Regions from separate parts of the Homo sapiens genome. Here region 1 is linked to region 2. Evidence: chromatin contacts called from ENCODE Hi-C or POLR2A ChIA-PET data. All regions are on one chromosome and are shown on one strand. The core of a region is the stretch at or near the end of the contact, and the rest is flanking DNA. Distances in the headings are between cores, read along the strand shown.

Region 1 (7,738 bases), core at 1-2,500, 1.3 Mb before region 2:
ATGACCACCTGCTGCTGAAATGCCAAAGCCACCACTGTTAACGCTTTGCTCCGCCTTCCAGAGAGGTTATTACAGCTTAAGCTGCGTCAACAACCCAGAGGAGGCTGCTATCTAGTTTATCTGTGTGGAAGGCCTGTAACACACTGTTAACAGAGTAGTTGCAGGCCCTTCCTTGGGATATTTTTCTGCGTATAAGAGTGAATGAACTCCACGGCCAGATCCTCCTAGTCATGTTGCAGTGCTGGTCATGGGACCGCAGAGGGAACAGCACCCAACTGGGGATGGGGAGCTCACAGGCACAGGCCCCGCAGCTGATGCAAACCTTCCCCCTCCAAGGTTCTCTCGAGTCTCTGCCAAGAGTCGGCTGGAGGGCCCAACTGCTATGTTCTTATTGCTGTAATGACTGCAATTTGGCAGCATCCAGGATGGTGTACCGGGAACGGGAGGGGGAAGGAGATGGTGGGCCCCTCTGTTAAACGCAACGCCAGAAGGGACACAGGATGAATTTATTGTGGCCATCGGTCCTGAGCTGGAAGGAAAGTCAAAGGGCTTTAAAGCTGGGGAAAAGCTCTAACTCCTGCTCTGCTGTCAAAGCCTTACTTCCCACGAAGAGTAGGGGCCAGGCGGGCCAACTGTAAGGGGGAAGCGGCCCGGGGTGAGGTAAGAGGACCCTCCTAGGTGCCGCTGCCAGGCGGCGGTTCGCTGGGGCAGCAAGGCGCCCGCACTCGGGAGGCGCCACAAAGGGCCGAGGCCTGCGGAGGCCGCACGCGCAGCTCTCCGGGGCGGAGCCGCCGGGATCGCGGCAGCGGAGGCTGCAGCAGCCGCGGGTAGCCGGGGTGCCCAGCCTCCCAGCTCGGAGGTCGCGGGGGGCGGGGAGGATGCCGCAACTGCAGTCCGAGCGGCAGAGCCCGGCGCGAGCTCCCAGGCCCCCGCAACCGCTGTGAGGCGCAGCGCGCGCCACTGGCCGGGAGGAGCTAGAGGCGGGCGTCTGCACAGCGTCGCGCCACCCGTGACTGCCCGCCTTCAGCCGGGCCCGGGACCCCGTAGCGGCCCATGCCCTGACGGGGGGCGCAGCTGCGGGGCTGGCGAGGCGTCGCGCGTGGGAAGAGGCCTAAGACACCCCGACTGCGGCGGCTGCGCACACCCGATCCGGACGCGGGGCCCCGCGGGCGCGCGCCTCGGAGCTCCCGCCTCCTCCTCTTGCTCCTCCTCGGCGTACGGTCCTCCCCTGACCCCTCCTTCCACCCGCCGAGAGGATGCGCTCCCCGGCGCCCAGCAGCAGAGGCCACCGCTCCCAGAAATGCATGCGACCGATCCCCTTCTCCCGGACCCCAGGAGCCGGCGCCCCCGCCCTGTAGGTAGGTGGTGAGGCGGGGCCCAGCCCTCGCCGCCGCCCGCCGCTGATGCTGCCGCCGAGAGGCCGCGAGCAGGGTCCAGGACCGGCCAAACTTGCCTCCCGCCGGGGGCTCGGTGGAGCGCTCGGAGGTGTGCTAATGGCGCTGGGCGTAGCCCCCTGTGAACCTGAAAACCTCTGCTTGAGCTCGGGAGGCCGAGCGGGGGCGAAGGAGAGATTGACCCTTCCCCGCCCACCCCTTGGGGGGCTCGTGGGGGTGCGCGCCAGTACGAGAGTGGGGAGGACAGGTTGGCATGGGGCTTATTTGGGGAGAAGACCGTTGGATTTTCAGCAGCTCAGGTGGAAATATGTCACTGTGTTTTTCCGGCTGGATTAGCAGATGCGTTCTTCCCATCTTTCTAGCCAAAACATGTAGACAGGCAAAGGGTTATTAGTGGCATGTAGAAGTCGCTGTGGATTTTTGTGTATTTCAGAGCTAGCTAGTTGGTATATAAAATCGATGGGGCAAACCCTTACCGTCAACACGTTAGGGCCAATTTAGAGAAGGTCCTTCTAGAAGTCAGATTATTCTGGAGATCGATGAGGCTGGGATATTGTTGTGCTGAGTATTTAGGAGCCTCTGCTTACGTGAAGGGATGTGTTTTAAGAGTGGCAACTTTGATACAGGTGTCGGGAGTTGAGATTCTGCTGGAAAGATGTACCGGGTCAGCCAGCAGAGGCAGCCTTGTGCCCAGCCTAACTTCCAACTCGATGTTATGCTCTGTATTTCTCAGAAACTGGTTATGTATTAATGCTTTTTTTCTCCTCTAGGTGTAAAGTTTATACATCAGAGCTTTTGGCAAGATTCCCTCTTCCCAGACTATCATTTTTTATTTTATATTCAGCAATAAGGCTTAAAGTTTTGAAAAATGCATCACTGTAAGCTCCAATTTTATAGTCACTTAGGTATAGAGATTTGGAGAAGTGACTCAGTATAAGCTCAAATAGGACAGAATCTTGAATCTGTTTTTTTTTAAATCCTGTAATCTTCTGCATCTTATGCAGAATAAGTACCCATTAGTTATTTGTTGAATGAATGAACTGTGTTTCAAGCTTTCATCTAAAAACCACAATTTAGAATCACAGAATTGTTCTGTAGCCGGTGAAATTTAATTGAATTTCAAAAATTGCCTCTTTGTATAAATAGGCAAACTCAGTTATTTTAACATTTATATTTCAATTCTGACATCTTTAGGACCATATGCTATCTTTCTGTAATATGTCATCAAGGTTATGAGGTAATTCTCCCCAACTCTTAAGTTCATTTCATGTCTAAGCTTGCAAAATTTCCAGTCTCACTGGTAATCATGCCAACTTCAACTGTGCTCTCAAACACAATTTAAAAAGTAAAAGTCGTGTTTTAAAGAAAATTGTAAGTTACGCCAGAGGAAACAATGATTTGGTTAATAAGTGATGTATTCACTTATTTTAGAGTTGAGTTTTTCAGGTTTGATCTAATTATCATGTCTTTTATCACAGGCAAAAGTAGAAATAAAACATGTAGAAGTGTCTGTGATTCTTAAATGATTCAAAATGTGTGATATAGATACACAATTTAAACTGTTTTCTCCTCGGTATAGAAACACATCAGTTTCCAAATTTGACAGCCAGGGGATTGTGAAATGAGGGTTTGCAAGATACAGTGTCTTCCTGCTTTAAAATGTTATATCATTTTGAAAAAAAAAAAGAAAAACAAGGTTAACTGCATCAAACTTTATTTGCTTTATTTTTACACTATGACATTTTCTGTTTTGATTTCATCTTTTTTCCATCACATGAATTTCATGAGTCAGTGTGAACTTCTTTCAGTCTCTGCTTAACAATATTATCTGGGCATGCTCCCAGGTTTTCTTTCTGACATTTTAATGCATCTTTACCATCTTCACTTCATATTACTCAAATGACTTATTTTTACACAATATGGTAGGCCATACTTTATTACTATTGCTTCTCCAACCTACTTATTTTCTTCCTAGATGGATAAGGAAATAAAACTTTCCTATAAAAGTTAATAAGACTGCAGGAACCAACAGTGGGAGGGAACTTATGAAAAAAATTAATTTGTTATGATTTATTAAAACAAAGCCAAAATTCCCTCCTGTAATAAAGATAATTACATTTTACACTTCTTAAATTTGTAACCCAGGGTATTGAGCAATTAATTTACCTGGCTCTTCCTTGCACACTTTAAGCTTTTCAAAAAAGCCCTCCCCTTTGGTTACAGTAAGCTCTCTTTACCTTGTTACTTATAAGCACTTATTTGTTCATTTTACAAGTAGGAGTTGAGCCTTTAACTGCTCAGTTTAACTGCTATTACTTTGGCTTTGGAATCACAGTCAAATAAAAGCTCTAATCTCAGATTTGAAGAGGTATTTTTCTCTTCTGTGTGTCCTACAACCAAATGCGCAGTGCCTCTGGGATTGGTTGACTCACTTTTGGGTCCTACCTCCTGATCCCCCAGCACTCCGCCCCCACAAGCACCACCAGAATGCAATCCAAGACCTGGATTTCCTCTCTTTATCTTCCTAAAGGCTGTATTTTAGAAACCTCTATTCCTTTCTTGCTAAATGCCATTTACTATTGTTTTTAAAATCCCAGCCCATAATTTTTTGTTTGTTTAAATTCAACAGGATCCACTCAATTCACTTGTGCTAAAATCAGAATTGTTGATTGCAGAAAAAAATATACAGAAGTAAATTTGTATGACCTTGAATTTCAGATATAGTGAATACATAAAGAGTGATTGTTGTCTACTGGTCTCCCCTCAACAGTGATACAAAATGCATTTGTTTCTGTACATGCCAGAGAATATGAATTTTCTGTTGCTAAATTTGATCAGAAGCTTAATTGAGAGAAATGATGTTTACGGGGGGTTGGCTGAACAAAGGCCATGACGTCAACCTATTCCCTTCCAATACTAGCTGTTAGACCAGAAGTCTAGCCAGATCTTCAGAAGCTGTACTTTGGTACCTTGTTTTGCATCCTTAACACCCCCCCATATGCCCACACTGAGGGATTTTATTAATACAGTCAGAGGAAACTTACTATTATGTTACTTTCGAAATGTGGTTATGATCATGGTACTTTCTATAGTTTCTGTTTGAAGACTCATGCAAGAAATTCCATTTAACTTTAAATGCCAAAGAAAAGCTTTACTTACCCTGAACAACTTGTGTGTGTGTGTTTGTGTGTGTTCTTTTCATCATGCAAAATGAGAATCAAATCATTGATTATATTTCCCTTTCTAACTTGGCAACTAGGAAATGAACAAATTTGCAACTCAATTTTAATAATCATATAAAAATTCATAACCTAATATCAATATTTTATCTTTTCCTATGGTCTTGAGCTTCTGTTCTACCTTGTTTTTCTTGATTCTGATGTTTATCTAATTATACTTTTCCATTTGATTGAATTATATTCTTTTAAGATGACTCATATCCTTTGTGGAACAAGGCAGATTATAAAACATAAAACCAAATAAATGAAGCCATTGCACAATTGATCTCTGGACACAGTATGTTTTTGATGAACAAGTTTAATGGGTTACATTAAATGTTTTGAACAAGAATTGCAAATTTAGTACATTTGAACTTAGCCAAATGGAAAACAATGTTACATAGTTTTACAAAACTTTTTTTTAAACTCTTACATTTATATTCACTCATTACTAATTTGAAATTAATAAAGCCATTCAATTTAAGTCAATTATATTTGGAGTACCTGCCTTAAACGCTATATAGGTTGAACAGGAGTTTCAATAGAATAAAGTCATTTTTAGCTGAAGGGCTAGCCTAACTTAGCATAACACTCACCAGAGTGAATCGACAATCTGACCTTCGCGTCAGTGATTCATGTGATTTATCCTTGTTTTAATAAATCAGAGTCTTCTCTGAGCCTCTTTTATTTACCATGAAATTTAAAAGATTGAGCTCCTGGAGTTAATTCTTCATACTGATGTTTTGACACCTAATTGTTAAGTTGGTTGAATTTACCCAGGTAACTCATTATTTACATCGACATGATAAGTTAGGCTTGATATATTTATCACCACAGTAAGCAGAAAGATTGGCCTTTCTCAAGGGTCAGTCATTGGTACAGTCTGGTAGCCTTTGGCATAAAAATGATCTGAATTCAAAAGTGCAACTTAAAACATAAGAGGGGGTTTGGAGGGGGACCTAGGCAGGTTTTTACATAGAGGCATCTCATTCTGATAACCTTCATGTCTTTTTTTAAATTTATTTTTAGAATAGGTAGTATCCTCATGGTTCAAAAGGTACGCATGGCTCTAGAGTGAAAGTACTCCCTCTCATCCTCATTCCCCTGTCACCCATTTCACTAATCCACAGGTAACCAGTGTTAGTTAACTGAGAATCTTCTAGTGACATTTTATGCATATGCAAGCAAATATGAACATGGAAGCTGCTCATTTTCTCTCCTAACCTGTCTCTGATTCACTCTGTTCTATTCCCACTGCCTCTGTTTGGCTCCTTAGATGCCTTGGAGTGTTGTCTGCATTCTGCCTTGCTCTGCATTTCAAGCTGTCCCCATTTCAGCAGGCTGTCCTTCTAAACTTCCCCCTTCAGACCCTGTAAAACATTTCCATCATACACAGGAAGGAATCTGCACATCTTACCCTGGTCTCTTGGACCCTGAGAGATTCATCTCCTGTCTGTATCCCTCCTTGTCATGCATTTTACCCACAGTCATTCTTAGCTAAGTCCCCTTGACCCATTTCATAGACCCATAAAAAACCTGATGAAAGTTCAAGTTGTCATCATGCACAGCAAATACCATTTGCCAACATATCCTTGTTTGTGGACCCCCAAGTTAAACATTTGTGTTTTAGTAATACAAAACTAATTGCCAGTTTCTGCACGTGGATAGAGTATGATTTTTCTTCTCCATGCTGTTCCCTCTGCTTGGAACATGCTGTCCAATTTTCATGAGCAAGCCACTCTCATTTCTGGTGTCATCTCTAGGGGCCTTTCTTCCTTGAGATTCTGTAAACTCATGGAGCCTTCTGCATGAAACTTAGTGTCCCAAGTAGGCTTCCATACTAGGAGTAATTTTCTATATTAGCTATGTTATAGCTAATAGCTATATTTTGCTACTAGCAAAATTGACGTTCTGGTAAAAAATTAACCATGATTTTGGATAGCATGTAAGATTGATAAAAAAAAATTAGGGTTGAAGATTTTATTTAATCATTCATCCTTCTTCTCTCCCCACCCCCCACCCACCTCAATATAAATCAGTAGTCCCTCAGTATCGTGCAGGGGATTGGTTCCAGGTAGTGGGTTCCAGGACCCCTGCAGATACCAAAATCTAAGGATGCTCAGGTTTCTGATATCCAATGGTATAGTATTTGGATATAATCTATGCACATCCTCCTGTATATTTGAACTCATCTCTATATGACTTAAAATACCCCAATTCAATGTAAATACTAAGTAGATAGTTGTTATAGTACACTGTTTGGGGAATAATGACAAGGAAAAAAGTCTGTACATGTTCAGTACACAACCATCCAACCATTCATTTTTTTCCTCAATTTTTTTTTTTTTTTTGAGACAGATTCCCACTCTGTCGCCCAGGCTGGAGTGCAGTGATGTAATCTCGGCTCACTGCAACCTCCACTTCCCAGGTTCAAGTGATTCTCCTGCCTCAGCCTCCAGAGTAGCTGGGATTACAGGTATGTGCCACCAAGCCTGGCTAATTTTTGTATTTTTAGTAGAGACAGGATTTCACCATGTTGTCCTGACTGGTCTCGAACTCCTGACCTCAAGTGATGCACTTGGTTGGTTGATTCCATGGATGCAGAACCCATGGATATGGAGGGCCACCTGTGCATGTCCAGATCAACTTTTTAAAGCAGCCCTTGCTTACTTTACTAATTCTCAAACATTGTGTTAACACCCATTAAAAATAGCTTTGGTATTTATTATGACACTCATCTGGGAGAGTGTCTTTTATTCCTCCCACTCTAGTTTTCTTCTGTAGTTGGTACATAAAGGGACGAAAGCCTCCAAATAGGGTGTCACTGGAGTTTGGGGATTAGCCAGGCAAAAAGGGTACTCTTAAGACATTGAAAGGATTGAACATTGACCCTGATAGATGACATGAGCCATTTGGAGAGAGTGGTCCAATCTAAGAAGTGACTCCTAAGTAGGTGAATGAAATACTTTTAATTCCAACCCAAGTAATCAGAGGCCTTAAGTGCTTGGTTTTTATTGCAAAGTACCTGGCATGAGGTAATTTGCTTTTGATAGCTGATTAACAGAGGATTTAGAAAATAAGAGTTTAATAGTGTTTGTTCAACACTGTTCATGTGGAATTTCTGAC
Region 2 (7,446 bases), core at 700-3,199:
AACATCAAAAGGCCATCTCTCAGATTCTAATTTTTAGCATCTTGAAAATAATGCATATTTCAAGTTCCCTTCCTTTTGCATCCAGGCCACTTTATCGCCTCTATCCTACTTTTGGGATGTATAACAAATATACCACTAAAGGACTCCAGAGACATACAATTCACAGCATTGCAAACTTACAAAATGCTCTAATTCATGTAAATTTACCTAATTTACATAAATTGAAGGCAATCCAGTAATAGGGATTACAAATGGAGGAAGGAGATAGAAGTGCAAGTGTCACTTGCTACTCTGCAAGGCTTTAGCAATTGACTTACACTGAATTATTTGAGCACAAAAATTAGCAAAGCACCTATGAATCAGGGACTCTTTCAAAGTGACCTCCCAGAAGTTTGCTGCTGTGTTAACCTGTAGTGCTAGTGTAGTCCTTCAGATATTCTGTTAAATATAATACATAGGGCAGGCTTATGTTAAAATCACTTGAGGCTTGTGACTTTCGACTAAATACTTCTTCAGTAATTACTGAAAAGTTCATCGGCTGGTGCTACCGGAGAAAAGACGTGGAAAGCTCACCATTTACTAACGACAGCCAGGGTGTGCCCCACTCAGGGGTGCCGGCCCTCTGTTCTCCCATCCCTGGGTGGGCCAGAGCATCTTACTCTCTGCTGCCTTGGGCCTCCACTTGGGCTGGGAAGATAAGAAAGTAGTGGACCTTCCCCTTCCTTCCCCAAGACTGGGAAAATCTTTCCAAATCTTATTCCCAGTCTTCCAGATGCGAGATTAGAATGTACAACAGATCCTCTCAAGAACACTGGGAGACCGAGGGTGGGAGAGAAAACTCCAAGGGGGGCGAGCTGACTATAGAGGGAATTGCCTGAGCGGGAAAGGAATCTTCCAAAGCCACAGAAAAGCCTTGGTTTGGAAGAAAGCCGTAGCACAGCTGCATTTCCAACGGGAAGGTCCTGAGCGCACACACTTCTGGGTCCTCCCCGCTCGGAGCAGGTAAACCTCAGAGTAGCTGACCGGCAGCACCCACAGAGTTTCCTCCCCACCACCCGCCTGGCGACCAACTGCAGCCGAAAAGAAAGAAAGAAAGGAAAGAAAGAAAGAAAGAAGAAGGAAGGAAGGAAGGAAGGAAGGAAGGAAGGAAGGAAGGAAAGAAAGAAAGAAAGACAAAGAAAGAGGAAGGAAGAAAGAAAGAAAAGAAAGAAAGAGAAAGAAAGAAAGAAAGAAAGAAAGAAAGAAAGAAAGAAAGAAAGAAAGAAAGAAAGAAAGAAAGAAAGAAAGAGAGAGAAAAAGAAAAAGGGAGAAAGGCAACAGAGGAGAAGGTCAGGAAAGCCGGGAACAAGTCAGCAGCCAGAAACTCTCCAGCGATCTGCCAAGGGGGAGAGGGTAGTTGCGCGCCGGCGCTGGGGATGGGGTGGGGGCGCTGGGGCACAAGGGCGCAGGGGCGCACGGCCACCGACAGCCGGGTGCGCCTAGCTTGAGGCCGCGGAGAGGAGCCGAACTGGGATGGGTGGGGGGTCTTCGGCCTCAACACTGCCTGCCAGCCCCAGTGCGCCCAAGTCTCCCCGCCAGAGCTGCCCTTCTGGAGGGGCTCTTCGCACGCACTGCTTTCCCCATTCTTCTGGCTGGAATTCTCCGGCCGTCACTGCAGTGTCCAGAGATGCTGCGCTGTAGACCCGGGACCCCTTAGGCGCCTCTTCCCGTCCCTCTGCCAAAGCGCAACGCCTGTACTTTTCCAGCTCCCTCTTTCCCTCTTGAAATTGAAAGTTATTGAGGTCGCTCAGGGTTGTTGCTCCAGCAGTTTCCTTCCCCGCCCCCGAGCTCCCCCCCGCCCCCCACAGCCATCCCCCCTCCTCTCCCCCTCCCTGCCCTCCTCTCCCTCCCCCCTCCCTGCCCTCCTCCTCCTCCTCCCCTATGTGGTGCTCCCGGGAGCCCAGCCCAACACTGGAGCGTCTCCTGCTCGCGCACGCCAGAAGCAGCTCGGGGTCTCTCCGCCGCCCCTTGGCCATGGCCGCTGTGCCGACGGCGCCCGCTCCCCTGCGCTCCAGGGGCCCCCGCCGCTGCAGCCGCAGCCGCCGCAGCTTCTGAGCCCAAGGGGCCGCCGCTGCAGCCGCCGCCGCCGCCGCTCGCCCGCCCGGATCCCGCCTGCGGCAGTTGCCGCACAACATGCTACCTGCGGCCGCCCCGGCGGCTCCTGGAACCCCGGTTCGCGGCGATGCCAGCCACCCCAGCGAAGCCGCCGCAGTTCAGTGCTTGGATAATTTGAAAGTACAATAGTTGGTTTCCCTGTCCACCCGCCCCACTTCGCTTGCCATCACAGCACGCCTATCGGATGTGAGAGGAGAAGTCCCGCTGCTCGGGCACTGTCTATATACGCCTAACACCTACATATATTTTAAAAACATTAAATATAATTAACAATCAAAAGAAAGAGGAGAAAGGAAGGGAAGCATTACTGGGTTACTATGCACTTGCGACTGATTTCTTGGCTTTTTATCATTTTGAACTTTATGGAATACATCGGCAGCCAAAACGCCTCCCGGGGAAGGCGCCAGCGAAGAAGTAAGTGCAGGGTTTTTTACGCGTTTGCTCCCTCCCGCCGCGTTCACCTGTCGGGTCGCTTTGCCTGTCCGGAGCCGGCTCCCAACTGCAGCGGTCCTCCCGCCCTGCGCCTCGCAGAGGAGATGCAGGTTCGGGCTTTGGGGGTATGGACGGCGTCTTTCACCCTTGCCTCTCGGCGCCCCTGCCTTCCGCAGCATCCTAGCCGGTGCGAGGGGCGGGCGGACGCGGCGCTAAGGTGGCTCCCGCCCCATGGTAACTTCAGGTTCGCGGGAAAGTTCGGTCCTGGGTTAGACTCGCACCCGGGATTTGTGCTTTCCTTTTGAGGATCGGACAGGGGCACCCAGCCGAAGGCACTTGGGACTCCCAGACGCAGGATGCCTCTGACCGCTGAGTAAATGACAAGGGAGGCGCGGCCGCGGTACCCGCTCACCTAGCGCAACCGCCTCGCGCGGGGAGACCTCGGCTGGGCCCTTAGGCTGGACTCCGGTAGCCGAACGCCCGCTACCCGGCCAGGAAGCCAGGGAGCGAGCGCCTGCGCGGCCGCATCCCCGACACGCACCAGCGGAGCCAAAGGGCGCGCGAGGCGATGGGGTTCGCGTGTCTGCGCGTTTGCAGAGCTGCCGGACGTCCCCCGCCCGAGGGTTGAAGACAGCAAAACCCCAGCTGTGGGGAGCCGGAGGTGCGGAGTTTCCAGGTTCTCTCTTGTCACATGTGAGCGTCTGTACCATCTCTGGCCCTTTCAAGTGTGTCCCCTGGGACACACACGTACAGAGAGTGGGGTCTCCCTAAAGATTCGCCTCCTCGCTGCCCTTAATGCTGTTATTTGGAGGGTTGGATTGTGATGGCTTCTTAAGACGGTGTCCTAGCTGGAATTAAGCGGACACCACCACGGCAGCCTCAACCTGGGTTGGTCTGTCTGAAAGGTAGAATCTTCCCAAGATGAAGGGACAGATGCGAAGGTGTCACCTCTCCTCGCTCCAGGGTAGCCTGGCGCCCTCGCTGCTCTAGTGTCTGTGTTCCCATGGGGAGTCCTTTCGCAGATCTCAGAGCAGGGGCGACCCTGGCTCTATGGTTGGGGGCGCTGGTGGAGAGAGGGAGGAGGAAACTTCTCCTGGAGCTCGCGAGGGGCAGGAAGCGATGCTGCTGCTCTGGGCTCTCGCACCTCCGCGGCGTGCAGCCCAGGCCCAGCGGCCCCACCTGGTTTCCCAAGGGGATCCCTCTCCCAGCGTCCCGCCCGGGAAGCCTTTCGGGGCAGACGTCGGGGCAGCGCGGAGGACACAACACCGGCTTGTGTGAGATGGAAATTTAGTAATCGCTTCTCGGCCGCTGTTTGTCCCTGCCCTGCCCCTGGGCATGAGGGTCCCCTGAAAGCTCCCTTTGTATTGCTGGCCTCGGCCAGACAAGGTTTGATTCACCTGAAAATTGCCTTTTAAAAAGGTGGCAGTGCCAGAGCGACAGGGGCCCTGGCCGGGCCTCACCGCCTTTAGGATCACCTAGCAGGGGGCAGGAGAGCCCAAACTAAATATGTCAGGGCATCCGATTTATTATTCTTGGCCTCCGAATGGTGTGTACTCTGGTAACTCCCCACCCACTCTTTCATTCCGGCCCGGACGCGGAAGGGGAGGCCTGGGGTTCAGCGGTGTCCACGCGCCTGGCGGTCCCCGCCTCCTCTCCTCCCAGGGTCTGGCCTGGGGAATTGAGTCTCAGGGTCAGTGGGCATAGGGAGCCCGGGCTGGAGCGCAACCCACTCTGCTTTCCATCCGCTCTTCCAGCCCGTGCCCATTGGGCGTCCCAGAGCACGCTCTCTCCTTTACCCCCACCGAGGACCCCCGGGCTGGGAGCCACACACTTGTCAAGGAGGGACAGGGTACTGAGTGTCAGAGGCGTCTCGCTTTGCAGTTTTGGGGCCCCTGATTCTGAAGGAAGACACAGGAAAGAAAGCTTGTAGTCCTTTTGTGCCCACCTCCCCCAGCGAGGACCACGGCGCAGGAAGCTTTCCCCGGGCGCTGCCTCAGGGAGCTGTGGGATGATGCACCTCTAGGTTGGGCCGAGAGGAGTCAAAAGGCAAACTGCTTTTCGACCTGCCTTAATCATCTCAAGGCCAAGTCAAAGGAGACCTCTGTTTGTGTTGAGGGGATGAAAGAAGGAATAGTGGAACTGGGTTGCAATTCCAATTTTTCTGTGGGAGTGGGACTGGGAGACAGCACCCACAGCGATGCTCTTGCTCCTTCGCACTTGAGTCTGCGTTTGCGGCTTGGTTTGCTGGTGCAATCCTGGTAGAGGGGCGACCCCTTGCGTCCTCGGAGGAGACAGACTAGACTCTTGGCAGGTGCAGTATGACTTAAGGAGGAAGGAGTGGAGGGTAGAGAGGTCCTCTTTAAATGCCCAGAAACTCAAGGTCAAACTGCATGTGCACAAACTCAGATATACCGTTTGTTTTGAAATCTCTGGGGGAAAAAAACGAACAAAAAGATTCAATTCACAGTTCCTGTTTCTCAAGTAAGGACTAGGAAAAGTTTTTAAAATGAAAACATGTGGTCAAACGTGTTTTCAAAAGAGGCTGGCTATCCTAATTGTTTCTTCAAGAGACAATTAAGTGAATATTTAAGGAGTCTTCTGGCCTGTAGTTATATAGTTTCAATTTCCTAAGCTTAAAATCATCAATAAAGATATGACAGGTAGAAAATTAGGTGTTAAAAACTTCTACAAAAAATTTAATGGTCTCTCTTGATTTAGTAGGAAACTTTTTTGTAAACAAGAACATTCATTTGAAGTGTTAAATATTGTCATGTCCAAAGAATCATGCATTATCCTCAGAAATAGCAAATAAAGCCATATCAGTATTCTCCTGTTTCCCTAAAACAACTGTAATTCCATTTGTCTCTACTTTGATATAAACTAGTGATCCTAGTTATTACAAACTAGTGTTTCTTCTCATAAAAGAAACAATGTTTTAAGACAAGACCCTTGTACTTTAAAATGTCTATTTAGTTATGGGTGAATAAATACACAATAAATTTTTATCTATTTGAATTGGTATACAGCTCTTAAAAATGACTCAACCTTTGAATTCCAGATTGTGTGCTAATAACATTAAGAAGCACTTTTTTTTTGCCATAATGATAGCCACAGAATCTTAGTGGGGCCTCACATTTTCACGTGGATTAGTTGCTTGGGCCCTGAAATAGCCACTGAAGTGAAGAAGCAGGTACTTATCTTCCCATCTTAGAAAGAAAAGGCCTGAGAACTAGAGGCTCAGTAACCTACATAATGCCATATATCTAGCAAGTGGAACTTGTCTCCTGCCATGAATCTCACAGTTATGTACACCTTTATTCTATATTCTGGTCATAGAGAAGATATCAGGTTTATTAAGTAATAAATTAGATGGTCTCAAGGCCATCATTTATTCAATAGGTTTAGAGAATAAACTGTTCTCCTTGACTGGAAATTTTTGAACTCATTATTTTATATAATGGTGATCAATGTCAAAGAATTAAATACCTAATAGTAAAGTTTTCTAAACGGAATATATCATTTGATTATCTAGGAGATACTATGGGATTATTCTGTGCCAGAAGGTTATTGTTAGAAACATCAGATGGCATTTAGCATCCTTTTTATTTGATGCCATCTAGTAGCTCGGTTTTAATTGTTCAGACTCTAGATAAATGCAAGTTTTGAAAAGCCATTATATGCATAATAATTTAAAAGCACTCATTGCACAATCTATAAAACTTCGCAAGTCTTTCATAAAGACGTCTGAAGAAAGAGAGAAAGAATAAAAAGGAAATAATTTTCATGGTAATAAAATAAAAACAGACTATTGGAATGTACTGGTCATTGCTCATGACATTGTTTCAGATGTTGAGCCAGTCTTTGAAATTATGACACACCCTTTGTGATTATGTTGTGAATCCTGGAAAATAACAAGTTAACTGATAAAATAGAAAAATCTTTAATTCTACTATACATTTTGTAATATTAATTTCAAATGAAAGTTTGGTTTGGATATTGACTACAATGTATTTTTCACACTTGTCTACGTTTCTCACCAGTCTGCCTTATTTTTGAGAGTAACAGTGTTTTAAAGATACAGACACGAATAGAATTTGCTGAAGAAAGTGTATTCTTTGATACGTCGTGTAACAGCTGTATAAATCAAGACAAATGCAAATTCATATGCGGTAGTGGCAACATCTAAATGCAAGGAAAAACATCTTTGTGAACTCAAATTTAATCATCATTACATTATCAGGGTTGTTTCTCAAAATATCCCATGGTGACACTATTTTAATTCCGTTTATTACTTTAATAGAAGGATTTTAACAAGAACGTTAGAAATGGTAATTTTAAAATACCTTCTTTTTAGCCCCAAGTTACTCAAGTAATGAGAATGTAAGAATGAGTATGAAACTGATTTAATGTTGTTATTTCAATATTCCTTTAAACATGAAATATGAAGAGTATTTGAACTTGCAAATAGATAAGCTTTACTAAGTCATTTCTCCATTAAATAATTCCCTGGCATTTAATATTGTACAAATTAGGTCCCCAGAAAGCAATGAATGGAAATTACAACGTGTAGTAAAATTTTATTTTCCAGTTATTATGGGGAAACCCTTGCTGCATTGCTCCAAAATGAATTTATTAGACATCTGATTATTTTAGATTATTTGAATCTGGACAGAGATCTCCAGATTGCTACTAAATGTCTAAAATATTTTCTAGTTCAATGGTTAATCTTTTTTTAGTTGTAATAATTCTTTTGAATCCTATGCAATGTTGGCAGAGTACTATGTAGAGTTTTCAGAGCCCTATGTAGAGTTAAGACCAAAATACACCTCTGCAATTATAAGAATGAGCTATGAAAAAATA

The links. A loop is a pair of places that touch in the nucleus more often than their neighbours do. ChIA-PET counts read pairs that join two places held with the same protein, here RNA polymerase II (POLR2A). Pooled maps may share reads with other maps.
Region 1: a loop to region 2 is called in a map of PC-9, with 16 times the contacts of the local background. The contact joins the promoter of NCOA7 here to the promoter of RSPO3 in region 2. A Hi-C loop is called at or near these places in 1 of 168 maps with a recorded cell type or tissue (PC-9), 13 of 37 single-sample maps with no recorded cell type and 18 of 50 pooled maps. POLR2A ChIA-PET finds 5 or more read pairs at or near these places in 2 of 52 experiments (H1 and activated naive CD4-positive, alpha-beta T cell).

The regions. Positions count from the first base shown.
Region 1 is chr6:125,789,710-125,797,447 of GRCh38, forward strand. NCOA7 (nuclear receptor coactivator 7) reads left to right here and starts at 1,251. Exons shown (of 16, transcript NM_181782.5): 1 at 1,251-1,358. RefSeq lists silencers at 1-83, 674-1,513 and enhancers at 537-1,037, 1,038-1,538, 1,734-1,833.
Region 2 is chr6:127,116,722-127,124,167 of GRCh38, forward strand. RSPO3 (R-spondin 3) reads left to right here and starts at 1,950. Exons shown (of 5, transcript NM_032784.5): 1 at 1,950-2,568. The coding sequence starts at 2,472. LOC105377989 (a long non-coding RNA gene) reads right to left here. Exons shown (of 14, transcript XR_002956387.2): 4 at 2,180-5,015.